Regions from separate parts of the Homo sapiens genome. Here region 1 is linked to region 2. Evidence: chromatin contacts called from ENCODE Hi-C or POLR2A ChIA-PET data. All regions are on one chromosome and are shown on one strand. The core of a region is the stretch at or near the end of the contact, and the rest is flanking DNA. Distances in the headings are between cores, read along the strand shown. Region 1 holds the start of RPL27 (ribosomal protein L27). Region 2 holds the start of LINC00671 (long intergenic non-protein coding RNA 671).

Region 1 (2,898 bases), core at 166-2,665, 100 kb after region 2:
CACATACCTGAAGTCCTAGCTACTCAGGAGGCTGAGGTGGGGGGATCACGAGCCCAGGAGGTTGAGGCTACAGTGAGCCATGATTGTGCTACACACCATTCAGCCTGGGTGACAGAGCGAGACCCTGTCTCAAAAAACAAAACAAAAGCCATTGCAATGGGATCCTGAGGGATACAGGGAAAATTGTATCACTGGAGAGCTTCAGGAGAGAACTGATGAAATCCTGGTTGTTCCACATCTTGCCCAAGACAAATCCTATAGGTTCAGATAAGCAAAAACTGTGAGATAGTTTATCTTTCCCTTAAACTCGGAAAGCACATAAGGTACCATGTGAAAACACTCTTCTGGTGAGTGATGGGAAATAATTCAGTTTGAGAGCCAACTAGACCTAGATTCAGACCTAGATTTGAATCCCATCTATGCCACTGATTAGGATTAACCTCAGACAAGCAATTTATCCTCTCTGAATTGCAATTTCCTCATGTCTAAATGGGAGGAGAATGCCCAAGATGCAGAGTTGTGAGGATTAAACAGGCTGCCGGCTTGTATAAAGTGCTCACATCTTGCCTGGGAGAGAATCGCTGCTCAGGATGGTGACATGGTAAACAGTATGGGTTCAGGAGTTGAACTGCTTGAGGCTGAGCCCCAGCTCCACTATTTAACCACTATAGACTTCGGGCAAATCTCTCTAAGCCAGTTTCCTCGACTCTAGAATGGAGATAATAGTATCTATTTCTTAGTGTTATGATGACCAAATCAGATGATGTGCATAAATAGATTAACCTGACCTGGCACAGGGTAAGCAGCTGCCATTCTTCTCCTCTACCTCCCTCATGCTTATTCTAGTTGGTAATGTCAGTGACACCACTAGACTTTAACTGTTGGGGGTAAATATCCTTTTTGTTTGTTTTTTTAAAACCAAATTTAGCAGTGGGGGGTTGTATACCAACTTTAGTGACCCTAACGTTGATAAGTTCTGATAACCCACTACTATCGGACCAGCCACCCTTACTGATCTTTGTCCCTCCCTCTTTAGCTAACAGTGCCCCCGACAGGCACCAATAAATGCCCTATTTTTTTCCCTGTGTCTCCCAAGAGAAAAAGTAAATTTCAGATTGTGTTCCCCCTCCTAGCGCCAGAGAAAGGAACTACAACAAAGCCTAGCTGCTGAGTCCAGAGCGCACAGCACAGTCGCCCTCCCAGCTCTTCCGTCGGCCGGGAGGAGTCTCCTTTGCTCTTGTCTACTGCTGGAGCTGCTAATAAAGTTTCATTCGAATACTTGAGCTGCCGCGCCCTGCGTTTCCCTCATGAGCTTCTTCCGCCCGCAACACGAGACTCAGCACCACACAATCAGCGTGGCAAAGCCTGAAGGGCGGGACAGGAAGTGAGGTCACTCCTCACCGGGGTGAAAGGTTAGCGGAAGTGTCCTTCTTTCCTTTTTGCTGGTAGGGCCGGGTGGTTGCTGCCGGTAAGTAGAAGCTTGGGTTGAATCTTTCAATCCGCTGCCATCCGCGGCTTGGGGGTCGAAGGTCCGGGCGGCGCCGGGTGCATTCCTTCCCTAGGTCTCTGGCGGCTACGTATCCGATCCTGTCCTGCGAGCAGGGCCCTCGGGCGGCCTTGACCAAGGCGACAGTGAACACAGTCTGAAGTTCCGGCCCAAGACCTGGGCTTGCTGGCAGGAGTCAGCTCTGGGCATCTTTGGCTTTACGGATTTTTAAGTGGCCCTTTCTCCTTGCTCTCTGCAGAAATGGGCAAGTTCATGAAACCTGGGAAGGTGGTGCTTGTCCTGGCTGGACGCTACTCCGGACGCAAAGCTGTCATCGTGAAGGTATCAGCCTCGCGGGACTCTGCGTCCTTGCATGCCGGGACCAGGCTGGCTGCGGCGGGGCGGGCAGGCTTGGAATTCAAGGCCTGTTTCTGGGGCAGTAGCCAGTGAGCACGGTCAGGGTGAACGTGGGAGAGTTTTTGAGAGAGGAAGAAGCACAGTAAAAGCAAATGTGAGCTGAATTGGGCTCCCAACGCATAAAGCCTTCTCCACCAGAGGCTTTAAATATATAGTAATAGTGGCTGACATTGCACGCTTGCTATGTGCTCCCACTGCCTTTCAGGTATTGTCATGTGCAGTCCTTGAAGTAATCATAGGGGATTCCTTTTCTTTTCTTTTCTTTTTTTTTTTTTTGAGACGGGATCTCTGTCCAGGCTAAGTGCAGTGGCGTGATCACTGCAGCCTCGACCTCCCGGGCTCAAGCGAGTCTCCCATCTCAGCCTCTCGAGTGGCTGGGACTACAGGTGCGTGCCACCATCCCCAGCTATAGGGGGTTCCTTCCTGTTGCTAAGGTTTGGAGGTGTTCTGTTATTTACCTGAAGTGCTGCAGCTGGGAATCTGTAAGAAGAGGAGGAAATTGCTTTTAGAAAGGTCACATAGCCCCTCACTGTTTTCCTCTTATCCATGATTTTGTAGCTTCTTGAGAGAGTTCCCTAGGCTCTGGCCACATACACCACTGCGTTTTGTTGTTGTGGGGACACTGGAGTACCCCTGGATTCCCCTCTCCCATCTCCTGAGACTGATCTCTGGAGTTAGGCTGTGGTGTCTTAACCTTGGCTGTACACTTCACTAGCAGTGGAGCAAGTGAATAGATACCAAGTCCTGTGAGCAGTGCTTGGCATATAGCAAGTACTTCTTAAATGTTAACTGTTGCTACTTTTAAATCTCTTACCTCTAGTAAGCCGTTCCAGATGCTTCCTGATGGAGATAAACACTGTTCTGTTTCTCTTTGGTCATTTCTCATAGCTTTCTGTGATTTTTCTCTTTATAATGGTGGATCTTGGAGACCTGAGGGTGGAAATATTTTTTGGACACTGCACTACCTCTAACACAGGGCCTAAATAGGCCCTCAG
Region 2 (3,160 bases), core at 157-2,656:
GTAGCTGAGACTACAGGTGCCCCTCATCATACCCGGCTAATTTTTATATTTTTAGTAGAGATGGGGTTTTGCTATATTGGCCAGGCTGGTCTTAAACTCCTGACCTCAGGTGATCCACCCTCCTCAGCCTCCCAAAGTGCTGGGATTACAGGCGTGAGCCACCATGCCCAGCCTGGCTTTTAACTTTTAATTCCTCAGAGAGCCAGGCATGGTGCTTTGCTCAGGAAATGTTGGTTGAATTAAACCGGAGCACTTCTTGAAAAGGGAAAATAACAAAGAGTTAGAAGGAGATGGCGGGAACCCCTCTCTGGAGATAGTTCTTTAAATTAGTGGATTCTGCAGGGCACTGTTGCTCATACCTGTAATCCCAGCATTTTGGGAGGCCAAGGCAGGAGGACCACCTGATGCCGGGAGTTTGAGACCAGTCTGGGCAATGTAGAGAGACCCCCATCTCCACAAAAAATAAAAAGTTAGCTGGGTTTGGTGGTGTGCGCCTGTAGGCCCAGCTACCCAGAGACTGATGCAAAACGATCCCTTAAGCCCAGGAGACTGAGGCTGCAGTGAGCTGTGATGGTGCCACCGCACTCCAGCCTGGGTAACAGAGTGAGACCCCGTCTCAAATAAACAGATAAATGAGTGGATTCTCAGCAAAACTTCTAGCCACTCGCCTCATATATCCACAAGACCTTTGAGAATCCACGGTGTCTCGATGCAGTCAGCTTTCTAACAAGCTGGGGCCTCACCTGTTTTCCCACGGATAAAAACGTGCTGGAGGAAGCAGAAAGGGGCTGGCAGGTGGAAAGATGAGGACCAGCTCATCGTCTCATGACTATGAGGTTGCTCTGATCCAGAGGGTCCCCCTGCCTGGTGGCCCACCGCCAGGAAGACTCCCACTGTCCCTGGATGCCCAGAGTGGGATGTCAACTCCATCACTTATCAACTCCTTATCCATAGGGGTATTCTTCCTGAGGCGTCTCAGAAAACAGGGCCCTCCCCATATGCTGACCACATAATAGAACCCCTCCCAACTCAGAGACCCTGGCTGCTAGCTGCCCTGGCATGACCCAGACAGTGGCCTTTGTATATGTTTTTAGACTCACCTTGACTCACCTCTGACCATAGAAACTCTCATCCCAGAGGTCACTGCAATAGTTACTCCACAACAGAGGCTTATCTGGGTAGAGGGAGGCTCCCTACCTATGGCCCAGCAGCCCTGACAGTGCAGATCACATATACCCCACGCCCCAGCACTGCCTGCCACGCATGGGCTTACTTTACACCCACCCACAGTCACCAACACATTACCTGCTCTCCAAGGTTAGGCGTGGCAGGAGAAGTTTGCTTGGACCAGCAGAAACCATGCAGTCAAGGACAACTGGAGTCAGCATGGGCTGGGTGCGAGCCCTTGGTGGGGTGGGGAGGAGACTCCAGGTCATACCTCCTGGAGGATGTTTTAATCATTTCCAGCATGGAATGCTGTCAACTTTTGCCACAGATTCATTAGCTCTGAGTTTCTTTTTTCTGTCCCCAGCTACCCCTTACATGTCAATATGGACTTAATGATGGGAAATTCAGGCAAGTTTTTAAACATTTTATTCCCCCTGGCTCTTATCCTCAAAAAATGCATGAATTTGGAGGCAGTGGCTCATGCCTGTAATCCCAATGCTTTGCTAGGTTGAGGCGGGAGGATCACTTGAAGCCAGGAATTTGAGACCAGCCTGGGCCGCATAGTGAGACCCCGTTTCTACAAAAATAAATAAATAAATAATAAATAATAGTGATATGAAGCATGATTAAATAGCCCTATTTTTTAAAATGCATGAGTTCGTTACCTGATTCATTCCCTGGTTCCTTTCACAGTCCTCCGTGACCCAAGTGTTAGGGTTTTGGTCTCTCTACTATTTGTAGGCTGATATATAGTATACACACACACACACACACACATATACACACACACAGTGTATCTTGAGCTTTCTTTTGTATATCTACACACATATGTATAAGAAAGCTCAAGATATAGAAGCCCTTTTTCAAAAATAACTGAAAGTTTCAAACTCTTTAAGTCTCCAGTTACCATTTTGCTGGTATTCTTATTTGGAACCATACATTCATCATATTGTTGCACAGTAAGACTATACATTCATTATTTTGCTTAAACGTATGAGTTAAAACACTTGGCCAGGCATGGTGGTTCACACCTGTAATCCCAGAGCTTTGGGAAGCCAAGACTGGCAGATCTCTTGAGCTCAGGAATTCAAGACCAGCCTGGGCAACATGGAAAAACCCCATCTCTACAAAAGATAGAAAAATTAGCCAGGCATGGTGGCGTGTGCCTGTGGTCCCAGCTACTCAGGAGGCTGAGGTGGGAGGATCACATTAGCCCAGGAGGTTGAGGCTGCAGTGAGCCGTGATTATGCCACTGCACTCCAGCCTGGGAGACAGAGTGAGACCCTGTTTCAAAAAAAAGAGAGAGAAAATTTAAAAAAGAAAACAACACCAAGGGCTGTAACTTTAAGGTCATTAAATGAATTAATCACTGCATTCAAAAACGATTACTTTCTGGCCCTAAGAGACATGAGGCCAATACCAGGAAGGGGGTTGATCTCCCAAACCAGAGGCAGACCCTAGACTCTAATACAGTTAAGGAAAGACCAGCAAGATGATAGTCCCCAATACAATAGAAGTTACTATATTTTATTTGTTGTTTTTCTTTTGTTTTGTTTTGTTTTGTTTTGTTTTGTTTTAGAGACTGGGGTCTTGCTCGATTGCCCAGGCTGTAGTGCAGCGGTGGGACAATAGCTCACTGCAGACTCCAACTCCTGGGCTCAAGCAATCCTCCTGCCTCAGCCTCCTGAATAGCTGGGACTACAAGGGTACACCATCACACACACCAAAACAATTTTTTAAATTTTTGTGTAGAAACGAGGGTCTTGCTTTGTTGCCCAGGCTGGTCTCCAACTCCTGGCTTCAAGGGATCCTCCCACCTCAGCCTCCCAAATTGCTGGGATTACAGGTGTGAGCCACCACAACCAGCCAGAACTTTACTAATTTTAAAATTAAGAACTTAAAACTTGAATAGCTAGAGCACCAAGATTTTTCTTTGTCCCCAAATAAGTGCAGTTGCAGGCATAGAAAATCTGACATCTTTGCAAGAATCATC

The links. A loop is a pair of places that touch in the nucleus more often than their neighbours do. ChIA-PET counts read pairs that join two places held with the same protein, here RNA polymerase II (POLR2A). Pooled maps may share reads with other maps.
Region 1: POLR2A ChIA-PET joins it to region 2 with 24 read pairs in PC-9. The contact joins the promoter of RPL27 here to the promoter of LINC00671 in region 2. A Hi-C loop is called at or near these places in 1 of 168 maps with a recorded cell type or tissue (sciatic nerve) and 4 of 50 pooled maps. POLR2A ChIA-PET finds 5 or more read pairs at or near these places in 12 of 52 experiments (AG04449, AG04450, Caco-2 and 8 more).

What each region holds. Positions count from the first base shown.
Region 1 is chr17:42,997,004-42,999,901 of GRCh38, forward strand. It overlaps RPL27 (ribosomal protein L27), which reads left to right and starts at 1,416. Exons shown (of 5, transcript NM_000988.5): 1 at 1,416-1,468; 2 at 1,746-1,828. The coding sequence starts at 1,748. LOC124904006 (a long non-coding RNA gene) reads right to left here. Exons shown (of 2, transcript XR_007065759.1): 1 at 2,718-2,898; 2 at 1-2,383. RefSeq lists enhancers at 973-2,172, 1,138-1,447, 1,458-1,697, 1,768-1,877.
Region 2 is chr17:42,897,328-42,900,487 of GRCh38, forward strand. LINC00671 (long intergenic non-protein coding RNA 671) reads right to left here and starts at 1,407. Exons shown (of 6, transcript NR_027254.1): 1 at 1,306-1,407.